4 separate regions of the Homo sapiens genome follow, and all the other regions are linked to region 4. A link is a loop called in an ENCODE intact Hi-C map of the cell type or tissue named here. Cell type or tissue: HepG2. All regions are shown on one strand.

Evidence for each region. A loop is a pair of places that touch in the nucleus more often than their neighbours do. Peaks named below come from ENCODE experiments on the same cell type or tissue, not always from the same donor. Only the 100,000 strongest peaks of a DNase experiment are listed, where the experiment ranks them.
Region 1: it touches region 4 in a loop (6-fold over the local background); 8 of 110 quality-filtered maps call a loop at or near these places.
Region 2: it touches region 4 in a loop (3-fold over the local background); 2 of 110 quality-filtered maps call a loop at or near these places.
Region 3: it touches region 4 in a loop (7-fold over the local background); 4 of 110 quality-filtered maps call a loop at or near these places.

The regions. Positions count from the first base shown.
Region 1 is chr2:215,823,817-215,831,816 of GRCh38, forward strand. All of the region lies in intron 1 of LINC00607 (long intergenic non-protein coding RNA 607), which reads right to left. Among named protein-coding and RNA genes, the nearest start is that of LINC00607, 16 kb to the right of the region's middle. RefSeq lists enhancers at 7,694-7,773, 7,794-7,843. In HepG2, a CTCF peak has its summit at 4,927; DNase peaks (open chromatin) are centred at 3,155, 3,415, 4,895, 7,635 and 1 weaker place; H3K4me3 peaks cover 1,136 bases.
Region 2 is chr2:215,414,551-215,422,550 of GRCh38, forward strand. FN1 (fibronectin 1) reads right to left here. Exons shown (of 46, transcript NM_212482.4): 10 at 7,541-7,693; 11 at 6,123-6,251; 12 at 4,692-4,835; 13 at 287-408. Among named protein-coding and RNA genes, the nearest start is that of FN1-DT, 17 kb to the right of the region's middle. RefSeq lists a silencer at 5,996-6,290. In HepG2, no CTCF peak of the experiment used is centred here; DNase peaks (open chromatin) are centred at 3,051, 4,201, 5,431 and 6,141; H3K4me3 peaks cover 2,928 bases.
Region 3 is chr2:215,502,850-215,510,849 of GRCh38, forward strand. No RefSeq gene overlaps it. Among named protein-coding and RNA genes, the nearest start is that of FN1, 71 kb to the left of the region's middle. In HepG2, a CTCF peak has its summit at 3,635; DNase peaks (open chromatin) are centred at 2,862, 3,592 and 3,952; H3K4me3 peaks cover 302 bases.
Region 4 is chr2:215,615,986-215,623,985 of GRCh38, forward strand. LINC00607 (long intergenic non-protein coding RNA 607) reads right to left here. Exons shown (of 10, transcript NR_037195.1): 7 at 6,701-6,776; 8 at 5,133-5,365. It overlaps LOC102724861 (a long non-coding RNA gene), which reads left to right. Exons shown (of 8, transcript NR_187737.1): 2 at 5,873-5,940. Among named protein-coding and RNA genes, the nearest start is that of LINC01614, 98 kb to the right of the region's middle. RefSeq lists an enhancer at 4,101-4,395. In HepG2, no CTCF peak of the experiment used is centred here; DNase peaks (open chromatin) are centred at 1,406 and 3,296; H3K4me3 peaks cover 440 bases.

The DNA.
Region 1 (8,000 bases), 210 kb after region 4:
GACACAAACAAATGGAAAAACATTTCATGCTCATGGATAGGAAGAATCAATATGGTGAAAATGGTGATACTGCCCAAAGTTATTTATAGATTCAATGTTATCCCCATCAAGCTACAATTGCCTTTATTCACAGAATTAGAAAACATACTTTAAATTTCATATGGAACCAAAAAAGAGCCCATATAGCCAAGACAATCTTAAGCAAAAAGAACAAGGCTGGAGGCATCACGATGCCTGACTTCAAACTATACTATAAGGCTGCAGTAACCAAAACAGCATGGTACTGGCACCAAAACAGATATATAGACCAATGGAACAGAACAGAGGCCTCAGAAATAATGCCACAAATCTACAACTGTCTGATCTTTGACAAACCTGACAAAAACAAGCAATGGGGAAAGGACTCCCCATTTAATAAATGGTTCTGGGAGAACTGGCTAAACATATGCAGAAAGCTGAAACTGGACCCCTTCCTTACACTTTATACAAAAATTAACTCAAGATGGATTAAAGACTTAAAGGTAAGACCTAAAACCATTAAAACCCTAGAAGAAAACCTAGGCAACGCTATTCAGGACATAGGCAAGGCAAAGACTTCATGACTAAAACACCAAAAGCAATGGCAACAGAAGCCAAAATTGACAAATGGGATCTAGTTAAACTAAAGAGCTTCTGCACAGCAAAAGAAACTATCATCAGAGCAAACAGGCAACCTACAGAATGGGAGAAAATTTTTGCAATCTTCCATCTGACAAAGGGCTAATATCCAGGATTTACAAGAAATGTAAATAAATTTACGAGAAAGAAAACAACCCCATCAAAAAGTGGGTGATGGATATGAACAGATATTTCTCAAAAGAAGATATTTATATGGCCAACAAACATTTTAAAAAAAGCTCATTATCACTGGTCATTAGAGAAATGCAAATCAAAACCACAGTGAGATACCATCTCATGCCAGTTAGAATGATGATCATTAAAAAGTCAGGAAACAACAGGTGTTGGAGAGGATATGGAGAAATAGGAATGCTTTTACATTGTTGGTGGGAGTGTAAATTAGTTCAACCATTGTGGAAGACAGTGTGGCAATTCCTTAAGGATCTAGAACCAGAAATACCATTTGACCCAGCGATCCCATTACTGGGTATATACCCAAAGGATTATAAATCATTCTACTATAAAGACACATGCACACACATGTTTATTGCAGCACTGTTCACAATAGCAAAGACTTGGAACCAACCCAAATGTTCATCAATGATGAACTGGATAAAGAAAATGTGGCACATATACACCATGGAATACTATGTAGCCATAAAAAAGGATGAGTTCCTGTCCTTTTCAGGGACATGGATGAAACTGGAAACCATAATTCTCAGCAAACTAACACAGGAACAGAAAACCAAACACCGCATATTCTCGCTCATAAGTGGTTGTTGAACAATGAGAACACAGGGACACAGGGAGGGGAACATCACACACCCGGGCCTGTCAGGGAGTAGGGGGATAGGGGAGGGATAGCATTAGAAGAAATACCTAATGTAGATGATGGGTTGATGGATGTGGCAAACCACCATGGCACATGTATACCTATGTAACAAACCTGCACTTTCTGCACATGTATTCCAAAACTTGAAGTATTAAAAAAAATAAAAATAAAAAAAGCCTAAAATAAGATAAAATTTTTTAAAAAAGCAACAAAGTATGAATAATTTGCACTATTGTCGGATTCTACAATAATTTCCCCATAGGGATTCCTCTGACAAAAAAAAATCCCATTAATTTTTCAATTCCTCATTGTAATTCTTCTTTATATAATTTACGATACAATAAAACAAATGCATATGTTTAAAAGTTTAAACCTATCTTCAAAGTTCCCTGAAGATTCATTCTCTTGTTTGACATTGACTTGACTACTGTAAGTAAATATTTCAAAAATTTTAAATATCCTTTATAAGGAAGCACATAAAGTGTCTTATCTTAGCCCAAAATGCAAACTAAAAAGCAGCTCCATGCCATGTTTTTGCTAAATGTCATCACTTAGATCTCTAACTCACCAACCAAGACTTGATCTAAAACACAAATAGACCCAAACAAGACTTTGTAAAGAGATTCAAAAAAATATTCAGGCCTGAAAAATGTGTTCCTGCCCACATTATTGGCCCAGCAAATACATCCCATCTGGGCAAATGATCAGAGAAGTGCTGAAAAGAAAAAAAAAAATTAGCCTCCTCAAATGTCTATAATTCTGAGCATTGAAAACTATTTTTTGCTTAAACCAAAGAGGTTTGGCTTCTTAAGATTTTTATGCAAGCCTTGCAGGGTACCTAGAGACCAAACCCAGAATAATTCACCAAAAGTAAAAATTTCTTATTTTCTCATGTTTTATTTTTAAGATATGAGAAATTCTGATGTCTAGTGTAATCTGTATCTTTATTTCTTTTAATATGAAAATAATGTGAGTTTTTCCTTTAAGGTTCTTAAAGTAAATGAGAAGCTCCAGAAAAATGTGTTGTGCTTATCCTGTGAATTTTTCTCTAAGCACAGGCCAGACTGGAAAACTTGGAATTAAATGTGTTAAAGACCCCCGTCAGATTAGAATGGGAACGGGTTCTTAGGGGAGGCATATTTGGGGTTGATTTTGATCAACTATTAACAGCATTGCATGGACTGGTTTATCAGAAGAACTGGCAAATCTTCTAACAAGGCCCTGAGGCAGTGAAACCAAAACAGCAAGTTTATACAGCAGAGGTACCAGGAAAGCCAAGTGAGGAGGTTGACCCACAAGCTATGGCGTGGTCTAGGTGGGAAGGGCAAAGGAGACAGTCATGCCACTAAGAAGTGGCAAGCCTGGAGTTTGAAGGAGTGGACAAAAAAAAAAAAAGAGAGAGAAAGGTTTCTGAAAGAAGAATAGAGGACCCAGAAATAAATATTTCCCACATCTTATGTTTATCAAGAGTATTCCCACTGATATCAACAGGAATGAAAACATAAATATCTGCTTCAAACATAATCACTGCAAAGAATTGGAAAGTGGCTGATACAGGCTCCTTCTAGTGGTTCGCTGGAGTCTATAAGAGCGGAACAAGAGATAAAGAAAAACTCCTCCTCAGGTTACAGTTACATGTTCTCTTTGCCCTTCCCACCAAACACTGATTTGCAGAGGTCATTGCCTAAGCAGCAAATATGCTATTCGTCAGGTAATAAAGGCAAAGTTAACGATACAAAGATAAAAGAAGCATTTTTAAATTTACAAAATAGAACAAAGAACTACAAAATAGGGTCATCAATGTCAAGCAATTAATTATTTCCTAAACAAAGATAACCCTGGATTTCAAAAGCACACTCATCAATTACAGACAGACTAGCCCAAAAGATGACTAAGGGATAATATCTGGAATATAGGTTACAGAATGCCTTTCAAATGTCTGAGATACACACATTCCGGAGTACCGTGAAAACTAAACAAACAAGAAAGCAACACTTAAACGCCCGACATTTCCCAGAATTTGTATAAAATAGCATGCTAACTCACTCTGGAAAGCACAGCCTGCTTATCCTTTCAGATATAGAAGGGAAGATGAATCTGTTCACTGCTTTCTCTCTTCCACCTCCCCCTGAGTGTTCTCCACATTTAAGAGAAGGTTTTTGCTAAAAAGTAAAATACTCCTTGGCATTAGGAAGAGCAGCATACTTTGCATTCTTTTTTTTTTTTTCAAAATTGTATCAAAATCTCCTTTGAAAGCAAGGATTGTTCTATTTATTTGCTTTGTATCCTCTATGGTCAGAGCTCTATGAAAGAGAATCCAATCAGTTCTGCAACAATAAACAGGATGTCTAGGAAGGTATCACAAAAATCCTTAAAGCACAGTTAATTTTAAAACTTATTATTACTATTAATTATTATTAGAGAAAGGATCTTGCTCCATTCCTCAAACTAAAGTGCAGTGGCACCATCATAGCTCACTGTAACCCCATATTTCTGGATTCAAGAGATCCTCCTGCTTCAGCCTCCTGAGTTGCTAGGACTACAGGTGCATGCCACTATGATCAGCTAATTTTTTTTATTATTTTTTGTAGAGAGGGGGTTTCACCATGTTGCCTAGTCTTGAACTCTTGGCCTCAAGTGATCCTCTGGCCTCAACCTCCCAAAGTGCTGGGATTTACAAGTGTGAGCCATCAAACCTGGCCTTAATTTAAAAATTAATGAAAACAATTAATTCTACTTTGGCATCAAAAATAATTGCCTAGGCCAGGCGCAGTGGCTCACACCTGTAATCTCAGCTCTTTGGGAGGTCAAGGCAGGCGGATCACCTGAGGTCAGGAGTTTGAGACCAGCCTGGCCAACGTGGTGAAACCCCATCTCTACTAAAAAAATTTCAAAAATTAGCCAGGCATGGCGGTGCACACCTGTAATCCAGCTACTTGGGAGGCAGAGGCAGAAGAATCGCTTGAACCTGGTGAACCAAGATCAAGCCACTGCATTCCAGCCTGGGCGACAGACTAAGACTCTGTCTCAAAAAAAAAAAAAAAAAAAAGAAAGAAAGAAAAGAAAAGAAAAATTGCCCGTATAACACTTTGTAGAAAGATGCAAAATGTTAAAAAAACAAAACAAAACAAAACAAAACTGATCTGTATTGCCATATTAAAAATAAAATAAAATAAATAAAACACGTTGGGAATTACCATAGCAGCCCTCACCTGCTTCTCTGTGCAGGACCCCCTAAGGTAGAATATAAAATGTCATCAACTGTTCCCTGCCTTGAATATCAGGTCAGTCTACTGTCCCTCCTTCCCCTAGGGCAGCATATCCTCACCAGCAGCTCAACTGTTCTGGCAAGAGCAGCCTGTAGCCTGAGCCGGGCCTTCCCTCTCACCTCCTCTTCCCCTCAGAAAGGTGTTGCAAGAGCTGCTCCCTGCTGCCCTCTGTCTTCCAAAGCTCAATTTGGTTAATTCCTCCACAGCTTGTCTTTTTTCCCCCTATCTTTACACACCTCCATAAACACAGTTTTTCCTCTTTTCTCCCATCCTTGCCCAGTTACCTGAGAGAAAAAAAATATGGCGCTAGAGTGGATACTGCGATTTCAGGACCGAAACCAATTCCACCAATGGCTGTGGTGTTAGTGGCTGTATTAGTCCATTTTCATGCTGCTGATAAAGACATACCCAAGAGTGGGTAATTTATAAAGAAAAAGAGGCTTAATGGACTCGCAGTTCCACGTGGCTGGGGAAGCCTCACGATCATGGCAGAAGGTAAAAGGCACATCTTACATGGCAGCAGACAGGGTAGAATCAGAGAGCCAAGCGAAAGGGGTTTCCCCTTATAAAACCATAGGATCTCGTGAGAGTTATTCATTACCACGAGAACAGTAGGGAGGAAACTGCCCCCATGATTCCATTATCTCCCACCAGGTCCCCCCAACCACACATGAGAATTACAGAAACTAAAATTCAAGGTGAGATTTGGGTGGAGACACAGCCAAACCGTATCAGCGACCGTGGTACTCAGGAGACATCGTCCGTGGGATTTGCTCTCAGCGGGGGAGTTGCATGCTCCAAGTCACACCTTTCCTGAAGTGGCCCCTATCCACTCACTGATCAATGAGGAGATAGACAACTGAAGGACTGTGCCTGCTTCAGGGCTGCCCTGCCATCAGCCAAGTCATTTGCGGTACCTGCATCTCCTCTTCTCCAGTTCTGCTTCTGTTACTCCACAGGGGTTGATTCAGAGCGGCTCCCCAGTCAACTACACTATCTCAGAGTCTGAATTCCAGGAAACTGACCCAAGATACCCATCCTCTTTTTCCCCACATTCTTTCTTTCTTGTTGTTTTTATAGAGACAGGTGTCTCTAGGATGCCCAGGCTGGAGTGCAGTCGTGCAATCACAGCTCACAGTAACCGTGAACTCTGGGGTTCAAGTGATCCTCCAGCCTCAGCCTCTAGAGTCGCTGGGACTACAGGCGTGATCCTTCACGCTCTCAAGGCTCCGTATTCTTTCTTTGTGATTAAAAATGAACCTTGGGGTGGCTGATCAATGCTAGTAAAACATGGGTGTCAAACTAAAGTTTTAAGTAAAATTATTCCTTAACTTCTAAAGGCTTCAAATGTGCTGAGAATTTCCCCCTGGATAATCTCCACAAGTCTCCAACATTCTCCTCTCCTCCTCTAATTAAAAATGCCATCGTCAAAGCCATATTGTAGAAAAAAGAAATTATTTTTATTAATTTGGTTATGTTCAGTTATAATTAATGGATTTGCAAACACAGTCTGCATACCTAAACTATAACATTTGATTTCTCTGCTTCTTTTCATTGCAAATGTACATTAGTTCATCTAGGTTTGAATTTAAGTTGATTTCTATGAGCTGACCCTTCGTTCCTTTTATTATTTTTGGTAGAAAAATTATTTTTAAGTTCAGAACAACTGACAGTGAAATAAACTGTTGGAACTCAAATCGCCTGAAAGTGGGAGTTCACAATGGCTCCAAATAATTAGCTTTGGAAAGAGAGAGAGGCCTCACACCATAGCAGGGACATGAAATGAAGCTTCAGACTCCCCCACCTCGCAAAGACACAGCTTCCCAGTAGCTTCACTGTGTAACGGCAGAAGGGTCCCAGCTGGACTGTTGCATTTTAATTTCCCTGCCTCCAGATCACTGCTTGGACCACACCTTCATGACTAAGCAGTCCAGCCACTCATAGGGCAATTGGGACAATGAGGTCATATGTACCATGGGCAACGACCAGCCATTCTTCCCTGCTTATCAGGGCATGTGAGGACACCTACTGCACAGTCCGTAAGCTTCTCCAAGCTCTTTATTGGGAAGTAAAATAGGACTGAATATTTCATTACATCTCTGAGTGACTTAAAAAAAATTTTTTTCATTTATTCTTTATTATTTTTTAAGTTCCAGGGTGCATGTGCAGGCTTGTTACATAAGTAAACATGTGCCATGATGGCTTCCTGCACCTATCAACCCATCACCTAGGTATTAAGCCCAGCAAGCATTAGCTCTTTTTCCTGATGCTTTCCCTGCATGACTTCCCCTAATAGGTCCCAGTATGTGTTGTTCCCCTCCCTGTGTCCATGTGTTCTCATTATTCAGCTCCCACTTATGAGTGAGAACATGCAGTGTTTGGTTTTCTATTGCTCGTTAGTTTGCTGAGGATAATAGCTTCCAGCTTCATCCATGTTCTAGCAAAAGACATGATCTTGTTCCTTTTTATGGCTGCCTAGTATTCCACGGTGTATGTGTACCATATTTTCTTTATCCAGTCTATCATTGATGGGCATTTGGTTTGATTCCAAGTCTTTGCTACTGCGAATTGTGCTGCAATGAACATATGCGTGCATGTATCTTTATAACAGAATGATTTATATTCCTTTGAGTATATACCCAGTAAAGGGATTGTTAGGTCAAATGGTATTTCCAGTTCCAAATCTTTGAGAAATTGCCACACTGTCTTCCACAATGATTGAACTAATTTAACTTTAAAAAATTTTTATTGGCAGTACTCTCTGAGAGACTAGAGTTATACATTAACAAGGCCAGACGTTACCATTTACATGAGAGCAAAGACCAAAAATAATAACTGCAGACCAGAGACATACCAGCCAAAATGATGTGGATGGGCAGACCTTCTTTTTCAAAGCAAGGCTTCTAGGAAGCAAGCAGCGTGTTCACATGCATTCTGACACAGGCTTCTTATCTCTTCGTGGCTGAGTAGCAAACAATTCAAATACTGGCTTCTTTGAGGAACACTTTCAGAGAAACCGAAAGTCACAGCACTACCAAAGCTGCTGATTTTGAGATGCTGATGCAATGTTTTGCTCTTCTTTAAGTAAGGGAGAATTTCCTCTTCCCCTTTGGCATGGATAACAAAGTAATGCTGCCTCCTGCTCCCAATGACCCCTCTCCTTAAGACTCAGGCACAAGCCCATGGGACCTGGGCCAGAGGACAGTCTGGAAAGTAGATACTGTGAGTTGTTCCGCATCTCT
Region 2 (8,000 bases), 200 kb before region 4:
TTTCTAAGTCCTTGCAAAAAAGATTTCTGTAACATAAAGAGCTAAATTCTTCCAAATACCAGCCCCCCCACCGCAAAAAAACAAAACCCAAAACCAAAACCAAAATCCCCTCAGTCTACAAGTCAATTTAATTGACCACATATTGTTTGTTCACTAAACAAATATAGTAAATGCTATAGGAATAGTTAATCAGAGTTGTTGGCTCAAAAGCTGGGAAAAAAAGAAACCATCAGAATTGATAAGATTAGGAGACTCAGTATCCAAGGTTTCTGGGTGGGATACTCACAGGTCTCCACCTGAGAATGTACTTGGAAATGTGAGATGGCTGTGGTGCATTCCACTGGATGGGGTGGGAGTTGGGCTGACTCGGAGTCTCAGTGATAAATACTTCGACAGGACCACTTGAGCCTGAAAATGAAAATGTAGCATTTAATTATCTTGAATATTCACTCACTTCAACTTAAAACTGTGTACATGGACAGTCATCATTATAAACAGCTTTGCTTGTCGTTAAATGTGAGTATAATAAAATTATCTGGCATTAATCTTTTAAATATTTACGTTGAAAATCAATGCAGCAAATCCATTTTTAGCCGATAATTATTATTCTTCACATGAGAAATGCAAATCATAGTTGTTTATAGCAAATAAAATATATTTTTAAAAAAAAGTCTCTTGGCTTGCTTTTATTTTCTCTACTATCAAAGTAAGAATTGTGAGAAAATTGTGAAACGATCCTACAAAAATAATGTAATACAGAACACAGACTTCATTTACTTATTGTATTGAGCCTCTTTTAAAGCAAATTCTAATTTTGGAAGGTTTTCATCAAGAATGAATCTACTACCTAAGAAGGAAACAACATTCCAAAGGCCATATGAGATGATGTAAAACAAACACATTTCTAAATGGGGGTAGAATCTTAGACAAATAGCAAAGGTAATAATTAAAGACCTAGTTTTATTTCTCATCAGTCTAAGCAGTCTATCAGTTTGGAAAAAACATCAAGTTTTATTTTTATTCAAGAAGTTTACTCCCAAATCACACCATTGATCCATCAAATTATTAAGTGATTAAATTTATTTTTTTTCCAAAATCAGTTGTCAACAGAAATGACTTTATGAAGTGTATACTAAATTCAGTATTTCTACACCTTGATGTATATCACTGTTATCAACAAAATTTAAAGTATGGTTTTGGTTCTTTTGTTTAAAATAAAAGGAAAATAAGGGAAGTAGCATCAATTTCTAAGTAGTGTTAACTCCATTTAAGATAATAATGAAATAGCTAGAAAATTTATGCTTGCAGAACAGAAAACTATCTTTTCTTAAAACACTATCTTTATGATGTCAGTCAATGTTTAAATTACTAGAAATAAAAATTGTGTCTTATAGTAACCTTTTCAAGAATTTCTAACTGACACTCTGTCAAACAGAGCAAAATTTTGTATGTGTAATAAAGCACTTCACCAGATTATTAACAGATTTAAGTTTTCTGAAAGCTTCTAGGAAAAAAAATACATTGATTTTCAAACTTTATTATCTAAGCCATTAAATTCTCTTGGAAAACAAAGCTTTCTGTAGCAGAAAAAATATATAACTTGGATATCCATGTAGATTCAGAAATTCTAAAACAATATGCTCACTTCCACACCAGTAACAATTCAAAGTTGGTTGAAGATTAGCAAATACTTTGAATCTTAATTCCATTTAATGCACATATTTCCAAGCCACATGAACACCAAAATTCATGCATAAAATTATGAGTTTTTCATTTTAAAGTTGTATGTATTTCACAGAACACACAGGATGTTTGTTTTAATCAATTGGCATAAGTCAATTCCATGCCTATCTTTGAATTACCCCTTCTGTTTATGAAGATCCTTACAAATGTAAACACATTTTTAAAGACAACTATTCAAGAAAAATTTTGGAGATGTGACTATTTAACGTACTTCCATGTAAATCAGGAAAGCTAGGAATATCATGTCCTTAATTATTTATGATAATTGGCATAGGGCTATTTAAATATTGATCCTTTAAATAAATCCTACTACAATTTCCTCCATAAAGAGACACCTGATATACACTTTATTTAGTCTTGTCAATCATGATTTTGAGGGGGGACAAGCTTATGATGGATAAATGTCTATTAAGTTTTGAAAAGATAACATAAATGACCTTTACTGTTCACCTCTAAGCCTAATCATATTTCTATGTCCACAAGGACACAAGGAGGAGGATAAAAATGGGCAGGGAAAGGAAAGAAAAAGGGTACAGCAGTGGTTTTTACTCAAGCCAAAGTGGAGTACAACTACAGAGGTCCCTTTTGCTTTCATAAGATTTCGAGCACTGGTGTGAAATTCCACGTTTTAAAATCTAGCCCTGTGGCATAGCCCACCTTTAAAGGAAATGGACTGAACAGCATGGAATTTAGCATGTTTTTGTTCAGGAAGTAAAGAGACTTTGTGTCAGTTATTTCTTAGATCAATTAAATTCCTATATTCTAGCTTATACTACGTATAATTACTCTAGCTTATACTATGTATCCTTTAAAGACAGAAAAGTTAAAAATTATGACATCTTTTACATTATTTAGATTTAAACTTTTGACAGTCCTTTTTCGCTACTGGTAGTTGGTATAACTTTTTAAATTAACTTAATTGGCATATACTAGCTATCGCCATTGTGAAATCTTTACTCCCTCTCTTATTCAATATGAATAAACTAACAATAAAATAGTTGAGATGATACCAAAAAAAGGAGATAGTACAATGTCTACACTTTTAAAATTAGTTTCAAATAAAGTCTAAATGAATAATTTCCAATAGTAGTGTCCTTGGAGAAGTTAAACATTTATGATTTTTTGACTCAGTCCTTTTTTTCTCTATTTATTTTGCTGAGATCTGTGCTTTTCTAGTTGCTTATTGACAAACCAAATGCCTCTTATCTTTTGCTAGTTTGAACAACTCTACCAAGTTCTCTGTAGGAGGAACAAACAAGGCAGGACTCAGAGACAATCTGTTGGTAATCTGCTGTTCCCTTATTCTCACCACACTCTTAAAGCCCTACGTGCTAGGCCACGGAGCAAACCAGACATACAGATAAGCACCAAAGAGCATATCTGAGGTCAAATTCCAATCTCTTCCCTCCGAAATCACCTCTATGCTCAGTGGGATCTTGCTGTTCTCCTTTTTAAAGAGTAGGAGTAAGGTCAACATGTAATACTCCAATACTCAAGGATTCCTTCCTTTCCAGATTTTATCTCCAACATGTCCACCTAAATGCTTCCAGCAAGCAGCTATGTGGACAGCCTTATGTTGAGAGAGACGAAGATCTCTCTCAATCATTCAGAAGGAAATCATTTTCAGCAAATTGCAACACCAATAACAATCATAAATATAGAAACCACAGAGCATTTTTTTAGAAGTTTCTACCATTTAAGTATCATTTGCATCATATAAACAAACAAACCATTCATATACTTATAGTACTTCCACAATCAGATTTAAATATATATTAAGTTACAAAAAATTAAGTGATTCCTACACCTAAATCCTCCAAGAAATACAATTTAGGAGGTTGGTCAATCTGTGCTATAAGCCTTCAAAAGTGAAGTCACCTTCCCCAGCACTGACAGTGTCTGAGGGTTGGGAAAAGCAGAATCTTCCAAGTTCCTAGAAAAGGTGCATCTGGGTGTTTAGTATTTAGGATGGAACATTAAAGGTAATCAGCTACAATCTTCCCATATTACAGATGAGGAAATGGAGGAATGAGGCTTGGCTAACACTACCTTTGGCCAAGTTGTTCCCATAGCTTGTTCTCTGTCACAGTGAATCTTTTATCACAGAGTTAATCTTAATTTCTGTCGCATGCAGATTCTGACACCCTGAAACTCTTTTGTTTCTGAATGTAGGCCATATTTTCAGTCAAACGTTAGTGAAGACTTTGGAGACTTTGCACCTCAGCAGTTGCTCAAATAACTGATGCCTTTTAATTAGCCTTTCATGTTTTATTAACATGTTTTATTATAATCACTCAGTGAATATTTAAATGCAATTTTCCCCCCAAATGAACTAATTACACCTACAGCTAGGCATGATGTCTTTGTGACCTGGAAAAACCCAGCAATAAACATTTGAGAGTGTTTGAACTGTGTGGGCAGAGAGTTGACCAAGTTACTCAACCCTTGGCCCAACATACTGTGTTCCTGGTGGCAACTGATCAAACAAATGAAAAGTTTGATGCAAAGGGAGCTTAGATGACATGTTGAATGAACACGTACCTTATGCTGCATTTCATGCCATCTCTCTATGCAGCTTCTCTGTTAAGAATCATAATATAAAGCCCCAAACCTTTACTCCCAGCATAACTCACTTGGTGGTTTTTATTTCCATGTATGGATATAAGATGAAATTAGCCAGAGTGTCTTAACCTAACAGAATATTTTACAGAGTTAAGAAGTAAAATTATAAACAGGCACATTTTCATAGCCTTCTCTACCTTTTACTTGATAGAGGAAGAGAGAAAAATTATTTTAATCAAAAATTCAATTGATTATTAGATAATAACAAGAGAAAAGGGTGGGAAAGAGGGGAGACCCCCAACTTAGGCATGAGAGCATTAATAATCACTGCCCTGTTGTTATAACCCAATTGGCAGTTCTCAACTTGCAGTAATAGAGCTACTTACTTGGATAGGTCTGTAAAGGTTGGCAATGCCACTCCCCAATGCCACGGCCATAGCAGTAGCACTGGTATCTGACACCATGCACATACTTCTCCCATGAATCTCCAATTTGATAAAACGTCCCAGTCTCTGAATCCTGGCATTGGTCTAAAATACATGGAAGGAAAAGATAAACAGCCTTGAAGACTTATAACTACGAATTTAATTTCAGGGTGCTAGAGCATACATTTAGCTTAAATAGAAATTTGCAATTGTTCTTACAAATATATGCAGTTAAAAAAATATTTTGTTCACATTCTTTACCTTACAGGACAGTTTGTAGTAAAAAAAAAACCAAAGTACCTATTAGGAGGAATATTTAGTTTTCTAAAAGGTAATATTTCTAAATAAAAATGTAAAGATTTAGATTTCAGTGTATATTGATAATCTACACATTAATTTTAAATATTAGTTATTATTTTTACCCATATTAATATAACTGGCTTAACATTTAAATAGCAAGAAAAAAATCTGCAATAATTTCATTTTCCTTACTTCTTCAAAATTTAAAGAAACTGTTTGACATTTAAATGAATGAACTAGACTTTACGAGTATACCTGCTGAGCAGCTTCTAAGAAAACCTCTCAGGCTTCTCTCTCAGTTCTGGTAATCTCACGTCAAACAAACGGATGTTATCAGTTTGTTTTCTCAGTGAGCAACCTGTCTCTTTTGGTAAAGAAATAGTAATGGATCACCTTAAACTTTGTAGTGCTGGTAACACAGCTCTTTTAAGGCTCAGCCTTCACTATTTGCTTAGTTCTATTTTGAAGGGCGGCCAAAAAAAAACCTAGAGTGTTTTGGTGGGTGATATTTACACCCTTTGCTCATGCTGTTACACAGCTGGTAAGGAAGTGAGTTTGAGACCAGCCTGACCCACATGGAGAAACCCCATCTCTACTAAAGATACAAAATTAGCTGGGCCTGGTGGCGCATGCCTGTAATCCCAGCTACTCAGGAGGCTGAGGCAGCAGAATTGCTTGAACCCAGGAAGCAGAGGTTGCAGTGAGCCGAGATTGTGCCATACACTCCAGCCTGGGCAACAAGAGCGAAACTCTCTCTCAAAAAAACAAAAACAAAAACAAAAACAAACAAAAAAAAAAGGAAAGAATACTTTTAATAGCATGGATTATCTTTATGATTCTAAACCCAAGAATAAATTCCATTCAATTAAAATAAGCCTAAATTTGTCACCAAATTCAGCAAAAACCAGACGACTACCAATATCGAGATATTTTGGTCCAGTATTAGAGAGAAGACTTTGCAAAGTTCTTTGCAAGCAACTGATCAAAGTCTGGAGCCAACTTCAGTCATGTGATTTCACATAGCTTTTCTTATCTGAAACTTGCTAACCATTCCCCCTGTGCAAACTCATCTAGGGAAATAGGGCTACTCACCGACGGGATCACACTTCCACCTGCCCCGACCCTGACCGAAGCATGTACAGTTCAGCATGTGCCCCTCTTCATGACGCTTGTGGAATGTGTCGTTCACATTGTAAGTGATGTCATCAACAATGCACTGATCTGTTTAGGAAACAGGTGGGTGAGTGAGAAACTTTTTAAAGTTCCATTGATGAAAGAAAAAAGGTATGCTTCTCAAAGCATACAACTACTTCCACTTAATTATCAACACCTTCCACTAAAATAACTTTTCTACAAGCATAGAATAACATTTTTTTCAAAGTTTGGTCAGTAATACAATTTTTGCCAAAAAAATTTTTTTCTTCCCAAAATGTGTAACTTTTGCAGAGGTTACAGTATGCTCAAGTAAAGAATGTGGTAAAATACACTTTCCTGTGAGAAGCCAGTATTTGAACAAATACATGTCTTACTTTCTGAAAATTTCTTGCTTAGTTGATAATTTCCTTTAAATATCTGCTTGTTAGGATAAATAAGAAGAAGATTAAACATATTTATCTAACACCCAGCATGATGTGGTGGTCTGGTCTCTGGAATAGGGGGAAGGGGAGGAGATACTTAGATTTGGGAAATAAAATGTCAACAGTATTCACAACGCTAAAATAAATTAGGCCAACTCTGTTGCTCACTCTTTGAGAGATCCTGAGAAAATTACTTTTTCCTTTTTGGGTCTCAGCTCCTTGATCTATATAGAGTGAGGTCTCTATGTGTTATTAAGGTCTCTTTCAGTTCTGCAACACCACATGTAATTATTACTCCCGGATGGTGTTACCCACTGGACACCACAAAAGGAGAACAAATTCAGACCAATATCTACGCACTAGCCACATAGATTATTAATAGCTCAGGGTTCTCCCGAAATATTACTTTTCATATCAAAGAAATGGAAAACTAAAACACTTTTAAAAAGTCAATACTTCCTCATATTATATAGCTGGGTGCAAAGGAGAAAAACTAATCTGAACAAGGAAAGTTAGTCCCCTATGTATTTGTTTCCTGAAATCTGGATCTGTAAGGATCTGATTTTAGAATAGCAAGGTCTTCATTTCTTTACAGAAATTATCCTATCTTTTCTAGACATGAATCCAGTGGCATAGCCTAAAGCTGAATGGATCAAATGTTTCATTCTTACTTTTGAAGCCATCTTTTTGGCTCAGCCTAAGTACTTACATGCTAGGAGTGTTTCAGAACATTAGCATTGCTATGCCGCTTGTCTTAGCAGGCTGCCTGCTAAGCCTTTCAGGCTTATCTTACCATGCACAGTAGACTAATGAATGACGTGGCATTCCATATTTCTTCCCCTGCTTTTGGCATAGTGCAAGTTTTCATAAAAAAAAGTGTCCCTTTCTGTACCTTTTGCCATCTCAAATATTTTTGTTAATCAGCCAGCATACCTCGAAGCTGCGAGTAGGCAATGCATGTCCATTCCCCACGACCATTCCCAACACACGTGCACCTCATCATGTGACCCATGTCATGCTGCTTATCCCACTGATCTCCAATGCGGTACATGACCCCTTCATTGGTTGTGCAGATTTCCTCGTGGGCTGTTTGGAAATGGATAAGAAATGCACTTGATAAATGATCACCAGGTCTAAACATGTATGTGTGCAAAAGGATCAGTTCAGTTTGGTCATCCTAAGAATTCTCACTTGGGAAGAAGCTTTGTGTGCATCAAAGACATCTAAGTGCTGTCAGGTGAAGGGGTAGAATTTTTGAGCCCTGGAGGCAGAAAACGTAGTCCAAACGTGTCATAGAAAATAGTTACAGGAAGGGTTAGGGGATGTTAAACTAAGATAATATCTACACATCCACACAAAGGGTTCTTGCTGTTCTAGAAGCCTGGATTTAACT
Region 3 (8,000 bases), 110 kb before region 4:
ACACACAGTAGTAATTATCATCTCATATTTGGGAGAGTAAAGTAAAAAAACAGCAATAATAACAAAAATAGGCCAGGTGCAGTGGCTCACACCTGTAATCCCAGCACTTTGGGAGGCATGTGGATCACCTGAGGTCAGGAGTTTGAAACCAGACAGGCCAACATGGTGAACCGCTGTCTCTACTAAAAATACAAAAATTAGCCAGGTGTGGTGGTGCACACCTGTAATCCCAGCTACTCGGGAGGCTGAGGCAGGAGAATTGCTTGAACCCAGGAGGCGGAGGTTGCAATGAGCTGAGATGGCACCACTGCACTCCAGCCTAGGGGACAGAGTGAGACTGTCTCAAAAAAACAAAGCAAAACAAAACAAAACAAAAATGACCACGGAACAGATCAATTACAGTAGAATAGTTTACGCAGGTGGAAGGGCCTTCTGACCAGGAATCTTAACATCACAATCTATACATTTATTTATCCTAGAGTATGTCTGTAGCTCTGTTACCTAGGATGCCTCAGCCAACTGAAATGATAGGTACTTTCTCTCCGGCTTCACAACTTTGTCTTCCACAGACTGCCCTAGGCCCCCATGCCATGCCCAGACACTTATTTTCCCTTCATTGTGTTCCCTAATATTATGGTCAGTGGGGAGGCCTCTTAGATTTGCCTTACAGTGAAGAGGGATGGTGTAATTTCACTGTTGCCACTAGCCATAAAGTTGCAGACAGAGAGGCTACAGATGTGGAGCAGATGTGCATAATGATCATTTAAAAAATTCTTTGTATAGCTCTCATAAAAAAGTGACTGTGATAAATGTTTGTGTGTTTGGTGCTCACATTCTATTCTATTATTTAAACAGAATCATTAACTTGTTTGTACTTTACAATCTATTTTTATTTGCACTAAAAACTATTTATTACTACATTATTTCTCTTGAGCTTGGGAGGATGACAGCTTTGCCCTCCCTCCCAATTTAGGATGAATTCATTTACCTTTCTCTTTTTCTGTTCTAGACGGAGTTGTTCCAAAGGATGGGGAAACACCTTCCTTGAAAGGAGCATATCTCATGGAGGCAGCATCAGCATTAGAACCAGGTGAAATCTGAGCCCAGACACTCGATCTAGTTAATTTCTCTGAGCCTTCATTTCTTATTTGCAAAATGGGACTAACAATATAATCCATAAAGTTTCTGTGAGAAAATGCAGGGATAATTATAGAAAGCAGGTAGTGCTGTATCTGGTGGATTAAAGGTCTGTTCCCTTCCCTTTCCTATGGAGGAGGCCATGCCACTAGAAAAACACCTTTAGACCCACAAACTTTTGCTTTTAAATAAAATTAGTTTCCTATTTGTGGGTATCATGAAAATTCTTAGATAGACTTCCACAAAATTTGGAAAGTATTGTTTAGGAAGATCTGATTTAGAATTTGGGTTATGTGGCATATGATAAGAATCACTTTAGGAGATCCTGGGAAGCCTCAAAGAAGTAGGCAGTCATCATACAGGAGCTGAAAGTAGGGTTGAACAAGGGGTATGAATAAACGTCATTTAGGAGAGGCCTGTCATATTCAGTAATATGCCCATAGATGGAACAAAATGGAACATTGGTTTCCAATAGGTCCTTAAATTGAAAGCCATAAGGGTAGGTGCTTTGCAAAGCAGGTATGATTTGTATCCAAATTACCTCTCACATGGGCACCTTGTGGATTTCTCTGGACAGAAGTGCAGCAGGAACCTACTTTTTAATGAATAATGGTTATTGAGTCATTCAAACATCCCAGAATAGCCAGTGGGACCTGGCTGTTCTCCCTTCAAGTTCTTCGCCACCTGTAAGTCACAGAGCCACAGCTGTGGTTCTTCTGCAGGGGCCACAGAGCCCTTCCTCTGCACTTGGAAAAAAATGTCATGTGCTGACTCCAAGAGTGAGTCTTCTGGGGGTACAGGAGACACAGAAACAGAAACTTTCCAAGAAAAACACACTGACTAAACCAAATGACAGAGCAGAAAACATTTTCTGATAAGGCAAAGGGTAATAACTTGGTGAGAATTACACAGGTAATTAAATAGTTGTTTCCAAGGGCTAGGAAAAGACAGGCATCGTCTGTGTTGGACAGAAGGGGAGTTTTGGATTTATTAACATGGATATGAGGGTTTAGGGTTATTTGTGTTTGTGGTAAAGAGCTCAGAGAAGAAGTCTTTATTTACTGCCTAAAGATTTAGTAAGTCAATTTGTTCCCTGCCTTCTATCTCATCCACAGACAATATCTTCTTAAATAGGATACTAGATTGCATGCATGATGTTAAACAAACGTGGAGTAGGAAAATCACCTTATTGAAATAGCTCTTGAGGTGTCCTTAACTCACAAGAACATTGGGAAATTTTCAGACTTTCTCACCAACAGAGGACATAAATACCAAAGGCAAGATGTAAAGTTATGCAAACCTCTGTGGCTGGAATAAATATTTTGTACTTATGGAAAGTCCACTAGAAGACCACTTCTGAATTCAGATCTGTATCAATTAATGGAAGAAAAAAATGGGTTGGAGGAGCCAAATGGGGAATGTTACAAGACGTATTAATGTATAATCAAAATTTAGAAATAGAGGTGGTTCTGAATTGGAATTGGCTTTAGATAAAATACAGAACAGGAAAGAATGGGAGTCCTCTGTTCTAGAAGGGTAGGCTGGCTACAATCGGGTGAATAAGACAATTTCATAAGAAAACGTTTTGAAAGAATATGAGAGGAAACTGCAAGAGCAGAAGAAAGTAATAAACTCATTGCACAAGAATTTCAGAAGAACTAGGGTCAAAAATACAGTCACAATCTGGCAGCTTTCAGGAGGAGGTGGGGAGTAGATAAGGACAAAGAGGTGGGAAGGGAGATAGGGCCAAGTCCAAAGTGCCTTTCAGACTCTCCCTGAGTCAGCAAACCTTGCTTCTTTTTACTTTTACTTTTTCTGTGGGCTCTGAATGGTTCTTTTAATCTATATTCAGGCAGAGTAACAGGCGTGATGAATTTATAATGTAAAAGGTACACTTTGGGAGGCTGAGGCGGGAGGATCACGAAGTCAGGAGATCGAGACCATCCTGGCTAACACGGTGAAACCCCGCCTCTACTAAAGATACAAAAAATTAGCCGGGCGTGGTGGCGGGCGCCTGTAGTCCCAGCTACTCGGGAGGCTGAGGCAGGAGAATGGCGTGAACCCGGGAGGCGGAGGTTGCAGTGAGCCGAGATCACGCCACTGCACTCCAGCCTGGGCGACAGAGTGAGACTCCGCTTCAAAAAAAAAAAAAAAAAAAAAAAGCCAGAAACGCTCACTAGGCAAAAAAAAAAACTTCTCTTCGAGCAGCCTGGTAGGGCCTCTAGCTGGAGAATATTCAGTTGTGTTAAGGCATCTTAGTAGAGCACCAGTGGTATCTGGAAGAAGGTGCCCCCAAAAGCCTCTATCCCTCATCAGCAGGTTTACACAATTCATCGAACAGATTTAATAGTTACAGATTACTCTGTTAACTAGATTTTGAGAAAACAGTGCAGAGTGTTGGCAGAGCAAAGAGAGAAAATCAAATTCTGGAGTGTGGAATGTTTACCCAAAAGAAATGGCAGTAGCAGGAACTAGGAGCCTGAAGGGGGTGCCTTTGTGTAAAAATGTTTTTGATTTCTGATGCCTACAGCTGGATTTTTAATGTAGCTCAAGTCCGACAGAATGCAGGTAGGAAAAAGAAAGCAGCAATGAATTGTTTGCCTCTTCTTTAAACTCTGTTTCTGAAAATAAAATTTGTTAGTATTTTAAACTTAAAACCCTTCATGATTATTATATCCTTAGTTCTTATGTGTCACTGATATACTAAAATAGGTTGTGAATATGATAGAAAGTGAGATGAAAGAGAGAGAGTGTGGTAAGGCTGTGGGTCTGTGAAACTCCAAGGCCAGATGCTGCTCACCTTATTATGGAACAGGTATGTTGATTCAAGCACAGGGTCAAAGGAATGGGCCAGGGTGACTCTTTTTGGAATAATAGTGAACATGTGTTACTCACTCATAGACTCAACCTGCTGATTAATATATGTTATCTCTTGAATTTGAGAATGAAGTTGTACAATTCCCATTTATAGTTGTGGAAGCTAAGGCTCAGAGATACACAGTAACTTGCTGTGTAGCCAGTTGTGGCAAAAAAAAAAAAAAAAAAAAAAGAATTTGTATTTATTTCTGTCTGATCCTAAACAGGTGTTTTCCAGGTATGCACCCTTCCTGCTCACATTTTGATTGGTTTTGAATTCTTGTGTATTATTGACTGTCTACTTCACTAACATCAAGTATAAAACAAAAAATGTATTGCAGCCTAATGTTTAGCTTCTCTACTCTTTTATATTGCCTATATTTCCAGTTCCTTAGATTTGCAAAAGTTATGAAGTTAAATATAAATCATACCTGCAATTGCATTAGTATATTGGTATAGTGCCCTTTCATTGAGTTTGCAGGAAGTGAGCTGTCTTTAAGAATATCCAGTTGTAGGAAGTTCCTCTTTTTCTTTTTTTGTTACTCTCAAAAAGTCTTTGGTCTTTCCTTGTAGTAAATTACTAAGCACTCTAGTTTGGCTGATTTCTAGATTGAATATTAAAGAATTCTATGATAAAGCAAACTTTAAAAAATTACAAACACTGAATATTTTTAAAGTCAAAGAATAAAATCTGCAGAGGCTGTCCATTGGATGTGATTCAGCCACATGTGTTTTTGGTGCAGATTTTTCTCCCTTTCAGTGAAAATGTCTTTCTATTTTCTTGACTTTGATCACTTTGGTGTCAGGGTGCTTTATACTCAGTGGTCATCTGTCAGCCTTTTCATAAGTCAGTTTCTTGCATCCATCTGGTGAATGGCAAAAGATTTTGGTTTAGGCAATTGCATGCATTACTCAAAAGACTGTGGAGACTTTGAGAAGGAAAGAAGGAAAATCTTCATTGCATACTTTTAACTCTTTTTTTTTTTTAAATTAACTTCCCCATCAGAGTGTTTGAAAAAACATTTTGATATGGCATGTGAAATAAGAACAAGAGGAGGTGAGAGGCCTTTGATCTGTGTGCTCTCCTGAAATACGCATGACCAGCTCTAGGATAAAGAGGGTGAGAGGCTTGTGTTTTGCACCCACATCTCTCTTTCCATCAGTTCCTCCCACTCAGCTGCGTGGTCTTCTTGTTGCTCAGAGCCCTACCTTTTGATCTGGCTGCCAGAGCTGCATTTCTTTTGGGTAAACGTTCCACACTCCAGAATTTGATTTTCTCTGTTTGCTCTGCCAACACATAACTGCCCTGTTCTCCCAAAATCTAATTAATGGAGTAATCTGTTAAACTATTCAATCTGTTCAATGAATTGTGTAAACCTGCTAATGAGTGATAGAGGCTTTTGGGGGCTCCTTCTTCCAGATACCACTGGTGGTCTACTAAGATGCCCTCACACAACTGAATATTCTCCAGCTAGAAGCCCCCACCCAGGCTGCTGGAAGAGAAGTTTTTTTTGCATAGTGGTTGATTTTGGCACCTTTTACGTCATACATTCCTCATGCCTGTTACTCTGCCTGAATATAGATTAAAACAACCATTCAGAGCCCACAGAAAAAGTAGACAAGCAACTCTGAAATTAGGGTATAGGGCTGGAATATGGAGGATACAAAAGAGTCTACATTAGCCCCAAATCTGGCCATCACATGGGAGAGGCAGCTGACACAGATATCTAGAAAGCAAAGCAGAGGCTCATAACTCCTGCAGATTTCGGGAGTGTAGTCTGGTAGCCTGACTTCCAGGACCAGTTTATTCATTTACTCATTATTTTATTCTTTCATTCTTTCACATTTCTTGTACAACTATTATGGGTCAGTCATATGTGGTTAAATGCGCTAACAGTTCTGTCATTTTCCTGGTTGGAAAAGTAGAGTCAATTTACAAAAAAGAACAAAACTAGGGTTTCTGAAATAAAGATTTGTAATTTGCTTTTTTCATGCAGGTGCAAATTATCTTAAACTGATATAAAAAAGAAGAAACAGAAATTTTAAAATATATGTTTTTTACAAATGTGTACCATCTAATTATCAGCTAGAAGTCTTATTCTGTGAAGAGCTAACACAGGTTCTAGTGTAATAATAATAATCAGCATAACATTTATTGAGTATTTACTGTACATGCCAAACAACTGTGCTGTGTGTTTAACATGAATTTTTGCATTTAATCCTTAGGAAAAATTCTGTGAGACAGGTTTGTTATTACCTTCCTTTCCCAGATAAGCAAGCAGATCAAGAAATGTTGATCGCATAGCTGGAATTTAGAGCCTGAAATTGAACCCAGGCAGTCTGACTCCAGAGTCTGCAGTCTTTTGTTGATGTTACCTGTCTCTACTCCAGCCACAGGTGGTTCACGACCTATGATGGTTCAACTTAATGATTTTTTGACTTTACAATGGTACGAAAGCATTTGGTAGAAACTGTACATCAAGTACTCGTATAACCATTCTGTTTTTCACTTTCAGTATAGCATTCAATAAATTACATAAGATATTCAACACCTTATTATGAAATAGGCTTTGTGTTAGATGATTTTGCCCAACTGTAGGCTAATAACATAGTTGTTCTGAGTATGTTTAAGGTAGACTAGGCTAAGCTATGGTGTTTTGGTAGGTTAGGTGTATTAAATGGATTTTTGACTTAGGATTTTTTCAACTTCCGATGGATTTATCAGGATGTAACCCCATCATAAGTTGAGGAGAATCTGTTATTTTAAACCCGTAGAATTAGCTGTGCCTGGTGGTAGGCACCTGTAATCCCGGCTCCTTGGGAGGCTGAGGCAGGAGAATTGCTTGAACCTGGGAGGTGGAGGTTGCAGTGAGCTGAGATCGTGCCACTGTACTCCAACCTGGGTGGCAGAGCAAGACTCCATCTCAAAAAAAAAAAAAAATTTTTTTTGAAAGAATAGTACAATGTATGTAAGAGTGAAGCAATAAAGATACATGCACATGCATGTTTATTGCAGTACTATTCACAATAGCAAAGACTCAGAATCAACCCAAGTGCCCATCAATGATAGACTGGGTAAAGAAAATTTGGCACATATACACCATGGAATACTATGCAGCCATAAAAAAGAATGAGTTCATATTCTTTGCAGGAACATGGATGAAGCTGGAAACCATCATTCTCAGCAAACTAACACAGGAACAGAAAATCAAACACCAGATGTTCTCACTCATAAGTGGGAGTTGAACAATTAGAACATATGGGCACAGGGAGGGGAACATCACACACTGGGGCCTGTCAAGTGGGGTGGAAGGCAAGGGGAGGGATAGCATTAGGAGAAATACCTAATGTAGATAATGGGTTGATAGGTGCAGCAAACCTCCATGGCACATGTATACCTATGTAACAAACCTGCACGTTCTGCACATGTATCCCAGAACTTCAGTATAATAATAAAAAAAGAAAAGAATAGTACAATGAGCTCCTGCTCATCCTTTGCCTAAATTCACTGAATGTTAATATTTTGTCATGTTATCTTTCTATTTAGGTATATGTGTATCCCTATGTGTATGTGTGTGTGTCTAAAACAATTTGAAAGTACATTTTAGACAAACTGTATCTTTAAGAACACTTATATTCTTCTATCAAGGGACAGACATTGCATTTGGCATATTGCTTTAGTTCCTGTAATCTAGAAAAGTCCTCCTACCTTTTTTTTCTGTTATTTGTGACATTGATATTTTTGAAGAAATGAGGTCAGTGTTCTTAGAATATCATACAAGCTAGATTTGCCTGGTTGTTTCCTTATGATCAGATTCAGTTAAACTTTTTTTTTTTTATCAAGAATGCTACAAAAATGATGGGCAATTCTCATGATTTCCTATTAAAAGACAATCTCAACTTGTCTGGCTGACCACAGGATCTCTCTATTATGAAGGTACCTTTTTCCTCTTTCTTTGATGTTCAAATTGCACCAAATTTACCCAGTGAAAACTTCCAAGCCAGCC
Region 4 (8,000 bases):
AACCTCCAGAAAGAAGGAACTTGGCTGACATTGACCAAGATTAAATTTCAGTTCCCAGGCAAAGTGAGGTCTTAAAATAGAAACTAATCTATATGGGGCATGGTGGCTCATGCCTGTAATCCCAGCACTTTCGGAGGTCAAGGAGGGAGGATCACTTGAGACCACGAGTTTGAGACCAGTCTGAGGAACATAATGAGACCCTGTCCCTACAAAAATAAAAATTAAAAAATTGGCCTGGCATGGCAGCATGGACCTGTAGTCCTAGCTACACAGGAGGCTGGGACAAGAGGATTGTTTAAACCCAGAAGTTTGAGGCTGCAGTGAGCTGTGATCATGCCACTGTGCTCTAGCCTGGGCGACAGAGGAAGACCCTGTCTCTAAAAAAGGGGGGAAGAAAAAGAAGAAAGAAATCAGCTTGAGCCTTAAAAAATGAAGGAAATTAATATTTCAAGTATGTCTGAATTTGTGGACCGATAGTTATACCCTTTGCAGTATATTTTTTAATTGTATAAAAAAACTGCAGAGACAGGGAAAATGCTGGGAGGACAACACAAAATGCTTGCAATTATTATTTCTAGAGGCTAAAATTATGGCTGATTCTTTTTTTTTTTATACCTTTCATTATTTCCCTAATTATCTACAATAAATGTATCGTTTTTACAATAACAATTATTTTCAAGAGCCTGTTAATGTAAATGTTATACTGTGATTTACTATTATATCATGTCTCAAAAACATATCTGAATTGGCCTGATAAAAAGCCTAAATTTCCCTTTTTAATTTTCTTATTTTTTAAGGAAGATTAGAAGCCAGCAAGTCCTGTGAATTTCATTTCTCATTGCATTCTCCTAAACCTCGTGCACCTTCTGATTAAAAGGAAGGGTGTAGTCTTCATCTTGAATTTCATTTTGACAAAAAAAATTAGTTTCAATCATTTTTCTTTATAAATATTTGTAAACTCTTTCCTCTGTGCATTGGTGCCAGAGTCTGGCTCTATTACGGTCATCCACAATTGATCTTGAAAATATGGCAGAAATGGTATGCTGGAAGCCTTGGAGAATATGTTTTAAAAGTTCAGACCAAGTTCTGTTTTAGTCAGTAAAACAGGGGCCATGGGACAAGATCTGGGAGATAAAGATGATTAGAGGAAAGAAACAGGAAAAAAACAGGAAGAGAAAAAACTGAAATCGTTTAACTTTGCAAGAGGCTTGACTTCCAGGACAAACAAGGACTTGGGAATTTCAAATTTGCACCTGCCTTTAGGCATTATGCGTTGAAATCCATTGTCAATACCCTGTTATTAGTCCAAGAGATTTCTACAGATAGCAAGATGCCTGGAATTCCAAAAGGAAGAAGTTACATTCAAAGAAGCATTTTATTGGCATCTGTAAACAGGCCAACACCTGTTAGAAGAAAGTCAAAACACAGATGAAAAAGAACCAATGCAAACATTCCAGACAGACATCAATATTGCCCACTCCATAAGATATTCCTCATGTTGGACTGCACTTTCCACACTCTGATGTTTAGGATTGGCCATGACTTGGTTCATGAAGTGTGAATGGAACAGGTCTGTGTCCCTTCCCACTTCTGAGAAGATCATGATCTTCCCAGGTCTGGGAAGAGACTCCCCAGGTCTCTCTTGAGCCAGCATTGGCATCAGCCTGTATTCTTCGAGTGTGATGAACAAAACAGCCCTGCTGAATCTTGATTGACATATAACAGGAGCAAAAAATAATCTTTGTGGTTTAAGTCACCATGACTTTGGGGTTGCTTGTTATTGCAGCATAACCTAGTCCACCCAATTGTTACAGGAAGAAGGTCCTGATCCAGACCCCGAGAGAGGGTTCTTGGATCTCGTGCAAGAAAGAATTCAGGACAAGTCCATAGAGTAAAGTGAAAGCAAGTTTATTAAGAAAGTAGAAGAATAAAAGAATAACCCTTGAGGGTTGCTGGTTGCCCATTTTTGTGGTTATTTTGTGATGATATGCTAAACAGGGGGTGGATTATTAGTGCCTCCCCTTTTTAGACCATATAGAGTAACTTCCTGACAATGCCAGGGCATCTGTCAACTGTGATGGTGCTGGTGGGAGTATAGCAGTGAGGATGACCAGAGGTCACTGTCCTCACCATCTTGGCTTTGGTGGGTTTTGGCCAGCTTCTTTACTGCAAGCTGTTTTATCAGCAAGGTCTTTATGACCTGTATCTTGTGCTGACCTTCTAGCTCATTCTGTGGCTTACAATGGCTTCACCTTCTGGGAATGCAGCTCAGTAGGTTTCAGCCATATTTCACCCAGCCCCTGTTCAAGATGGAAGTGCTCTGGTTCACACGCCTCTGACACAATGTTACCATATCCATCCTCACCAAAGCATTTTAAAGGACCTATGTATTTGCAAGTGTTCTCCATTGAGGGAGACAGAATGGATGTACATAATCATTTCAGTGATTTAGGGCAGGGATTTAGACATTTTGATAACTTTCTTGATTTAAAATGTGTAACATTTTATTTTGCTTCCTTCTATTACAGACATGCTGTGCTATGCTTTTCTGAGAAATACTTTTTAATTTTATATTCTTATTCCCCCTTACTCCCAGTTATTTCTTAAAATCTTTTTGATGAATGCTTAATGTTCATTCCCATGAATATAACTGATAACTTTATCTTTTTAAACATTATCTTTTAAAATTTAAGTGCCTGTGTCTATGTAATCTAAGCAATTTTTTAATTTTTATGTTTAGATACTTTATCTGGCAACCACACAATAAATAGAAGACTCTACTCTTCTTTTCTTTAATAAATTCCACAAGGAGCAGAACTAGTAAGAGGAAATTAGTGTTTGAAAAATCAGTATGGCTGTGAAAAGAAAGCTCTCTAAGAATAGGACTATTGTGGCTATGAATTAATGAAAAAATATTCCACTATTTTCTTTAAGTCTATCTTTCTTCAAGATCTTGTAAAGCATTCTTCCAGGCTGCTAATAATTGGCTTTTTTCAAACTTGATATTCAGGCTTAAAAAAAAAAATCCTTTTTTCCAGGTGCTCCCATCAGTAGGGTAAATTTAAGAATTATTTTTACTGGATGTGGATCTTCTTGAGAGAACTGGCAAACCAGGCAACTTTGAAGCTACAGTTTTTTCATTAGCTGGGAGCTGTAACCTGACCCCTCCACCCTGACCACATTTGACCTAAGTGAACACAGTCTGTCTCCGGTACATGGATAAGATTGGAGGGAAAAGATAGTCTGCAGGTCCCCAGCTGAGAGAAGGGGAAGGAGGGAAAGATAAGAACTGTGGTTTCAAATATCCTTAATGGGAATTCTCCACAGTCGTTTTTCATCAGGGCTGCGTGCTGTCAGAGCTTTGATTAGCGCCTCTTCCCTGGGAATCCTTTTGTTTGGTCAGTCTAGTGTTTGAACTTTGGCCAGGCCATTTTTTGTATTCTCCAGGTAACTAGGTCTGTTTTGATACAGCCCCTGGGGAGTGACTCATAGTCTCTAAAGGATAGACCACTATCTGATGTTTTGTTTTCCTCCTATGTCCATACCCTGAAAGGCAAGGGTGATTTTTTTTTCTTTGCTGTTTTCCTGGCTGTTGTCTTGCTGGCTTGGAAAGTCTAAAACGCATTCAAGCCATGGCACCCGGCATTTTCATCAGTATTTTTATTGGTTTGTTTCTTTTTTGGTTATGCATACTGAAAGTAAATCAACATATTAAAAAGCAAGAGAAAGAGATCAGAAAAGGAACGACATTTGTTAGTGGTTTCTGATTTATGAGTCTGAAGGACCTGTCACATTGAGCCTCGGCATGATATTAATTAGCTGCATGGCTGAAACGCCTTGTCAGTGTCGCACATTAAAGACGCACCTTGCAGCCGGGAAGGAGAGACTCTGAAGAGAGGGGAGGGGCGGCTGCAAATACAAACCACGCTGATCACTTTTGCCTGCATCTCCACACTGCTAACAAAAGGCAACTCACCGAGGCACACTTTCCGATTCTTGGTTTGTAAAAGCTGGTGAGAATATCAATGAAGCCCCACCTAATTTTTGCCTATTAATAATTCAGCTCCAGAAAGTGAAAAATATGAAAAACACAACCAGTTTTTCAGTCAATAAGAAAGGCCTTTTTTTTTTTTTTAATTTGGAGTCCTATGCAAGTGGCCTTGTCATGGCAGGGCCTTGACCAGCTCACAGCCGGTGTTCCATTTACAGTAACAGGGCGTGGCAGGTTGCGCAATAGGGCTGAACGGCGCAGTGCTCAGAGGAAGCCCCGACTGTCACGTTGTGCACGGAGTCTTGCAGTCTCTACAGGGGCCAAGAGCTGAGTCCATTTTCAGCCCCTCCACTTCTTCAGTGACATAGTCATCCTCTCCGTTAAGGGACACTGGTGGAAACACGTGCTAAAGCTAAAGAAGCTAAACAAATGCTGGGTGTTTTCAGGAAGGCTACTGAAAACATAGCAGAGAAGCCAGCTTACTCTTGATCCAAACCTCACTAGGCATGTTTGGTGCCATTCTGGGTGCCACATCTTAGGAAGAAGGCACAGAGCTGGGCAAGAATTCTTTCAGGTGGATCTCATGTGGGCCACAGATTGGTCTATTAATTACAGTTGTAACCACCCAACTTCCCCATGTTCCAGTCCCCAGTTGTCCACTGACCACAAAGACTCCTCACGACTGCCTCTCCAAGGAGTCTACCAAGAAAGCACCAGCATCGCTGGGTTGGTCTCTAGGTAGGCAGTCTTCAGGATGCTAGAGAGTTCTTCAACATGGAAGAACTGTGGCCTCCACCCAATCCTGTCTCCCACCTTGTCACTTGAGCCTCACAGGGACAGTGCCCACAGCCTTTGGAAGTCCTGCCTGTGTTTCTGACCTCCACCCTGCCCTACATTTACAAAGTATCTTGTTAAAGTGGTGCATCAGCTTTTGGTCCCCGATATCCTAATTGCCAAGGTGCCAACTCTGTATAAGATGCCATAAAGAGATCAGTTGCTGTCCCCTCCTCTTCACCCTCCACTTCTCTCCTCTTAGACTGTGCCTCCAAACTAACTCCTCCCTCCTTCAGATACAAATGAACCTGGCCCAGGGACATCAGTGATCCCAGAAGGGCCATACAAAGCCAAAATGAAGCCTTACCTTGGCAAGCTGAAATGTCCCATGACTCAACAAATCCTCACCAAATCTCTAGGAAGCATGAGTAGGGAAAATCCACCTTAGAAACAGAATCAGAGGTTGCAGTAATTTTTAGGTAGTCAGAAAGGCAGACAGAGATGCTGAAAGGTAGAGAGAGCCCTTCAGTTGTCTGTTCAGTCCAGTCCAGTGTGGTCTCCGCTGAACCACAAGCCCGTAAGTATAAGTAAGACACAATCCTTAAAAAAAAAAAAATCAAGCATGAAGAACGTCTACTACATCCATGGGACCAAGAGTAGGACATGCATTTTCTTGCTTCACCAGAGCTCGTGGAGACCCAGAGAGGAACTTAATTTAATAATTCAAAGGAGATATAACTTTTGCTGCCCCTTCTTCCAGACATCTGATAAGCCAGGATTCATTTTTATGTTCAGCTATGTGAGACCAAAGTAACTTCTCATGGTTGCCATGGGATACCTTCTAAATATGTGGCCTGATGTGATTTCCCCAAATTGTTAAGCAGTGAAAATATCATAGTTTCTAAGTATACAGATTTTTTTCAATTACATATCTAGATAAATGTGATATTTCCCCTTTGGGTTGTATGATATTAGACTTGGCTATGTTTCAGTAGATTTCAGTAACAGAATTAAAGACTTTCTAGCTACAGGGCATCAATAACTTAGAGACCAGTTAATTTGGGTTGACGATTTGAATGATGCCAACTTATTTTTTTTTTTTAACAGAGGAAATTTGTTTTGCAACAGAAAACATAAGAAATTTTCCCTGCTTGGAAGATACTCATACATACCAGGTATGCTCATCATACTTTGTATAAACCTTGACCAGTGAACTTTTATGTAGTGACTATTTGTTCAGTTGTCCTTCTTCTCTACTAAACATGGGCTCCTGGAGGGCATGGAGTGTGTTGTTTGTCTCTATCCCTAATGTCTAGCACAGTGACTGATGCATTGGCGGTATTCCATAAATGGTGGTTAATGAATTGTACTTGGACAAAGAGGCCTTGGAAGAAAGATAGTGATAGCGTCAAGGAATAAAATTTGTTTTGAATATAAGTCTTTGCCCCACCCACAATTTTTGGCTCTAGGGAGATAATAACAAAGATTTAACTGGAAATTCATTTCCCCACAAATATATAGAAACCCAGAAAATAGACTTAGGATTTAGAGCAGCAAGGCAATATCCTAGTAATCTACTGAAGCAGTTTGGCTGTTCTGCCACCCTGGAGGTAATTGTATTTGCGGTTGAGAAGGGATGCCACATCACATTATGTTGATCTGTATATCCATCACTGCCTGTGCTTTCCTCTGCCACCCCCTTGCATGATACAGTGTAATTCCAGTGATAGAGACTATTGTGACATTGCTAATATGAGGGAAAAAATAATTTTTTAAAATAAGGGATTTAGCAATGCCTGTGAAATGTTGAACATAGATACTTTTTAAAAAGTACTCATTTCTCATTTCTCTTTTACATGCTGGGATGTTTCCTTCAAGCCCTCCTTCATCTAAAGATGATGTAAATTTTCTGGCACATAAATCCCTCTTTCTTACCTTCCTTTTCATCGTTAAATACTCTTTCCTTTCTGAAGGGAAGCACAGTTCCCCAAAGCCCATTGGTTTGCAGCAGCTGCAATAGAAAAAACCTGTGTGGAGTTCAAGTTTTTTTTTTTGTTTGTTTGTTTTTTGTTTTCAGAAGGAGGGAGAAGGGAAGTTCTACCCAAACAGTAATGGCCAGGTAGGAGACTCATACCTATTCTCCATCAGCTCTCTCTGAATCTGCCTGGGTACTACCTGGGCCTTGTCTTCAGGGCTGCAGTTGCCATAACTTCATAGGTTTTTGCAAATTCAGCTCCCAGAAGATGTTTTGTTTATTATTGTTTGCCTGTGATTATGGCCTACAGCTGTAACCACGATTTCCAGCTGACTTGTCAGCAGTTCAGCCTAATTGCAGGCAAAAGGACTCAGCATAATGTAGGTAGGGACCACGTAAGGTGCTCTATACAATCACACAGCCCTGGGCTCCAATCCCGGCTATAGCTCTGTGACTCTGAACAGGTTACTTACTCTCTGAGCCCTTTAGTATACGTGTCTGTAATATCGGAATAAAAATATAGACTTCACTATATTGTCATGGAATTAAGTAAGGTGAGGTATGTAAAGGGTGTGGGAAAGAGGAGGCCCTATAAACAGTACAAATTCATTCCACTTTTGATTAGCTTCCTCTCTCTCCCAGTAGTAACAGAGGCTGCAAGATACAGAGGAAAATGGAAAACGCATCTTTGTTGGGATGCCCTGTTCACTCTTTCTGTCCCACCTCTTTTATATTCTCTTGCTATGGGAGGGCTGAAGGCCTCAGGATGAATGAGGGAAAATGAAGATGAAAACATGTTCTTAAGCGAAAACTTTTAAGAGAAGCAACAATACTTTCCTTGAATTCAAATTTTAAAAATCATAAATAGGCTTTGTATATTCTTTTTTTTTTTCTTTTTTTTTTGAGATGCAGTCTTGCTCTGTCACCCAGGCTAGAGTGCAGTGTTGCAATCTCGGCTCACTGCAACCTCCGCCTCCTAGGTTTGACTGATGCTCCTGCCTCAGCCTCCCGAGTAGCTGGGATTACAGGTGCCTGCCACCATGCCGGGCTAATTTTTTTGTATTTTTAGTAGAGACGGGGTTTTACCATATTGGCCAGGCTCGTCTCGAACTCCTGACCTCATGATCTGCCTGCCTCGGCCTCCCAAGTGCTGGGATTACAGGTGTGAGCCACCGCACCTGGCCAGCCTTTGTATATTTTTATCACTTATATTTGAATACTGTCCAAACAAACTTCCCAGATAAAAGTTCTAAGTTTAAG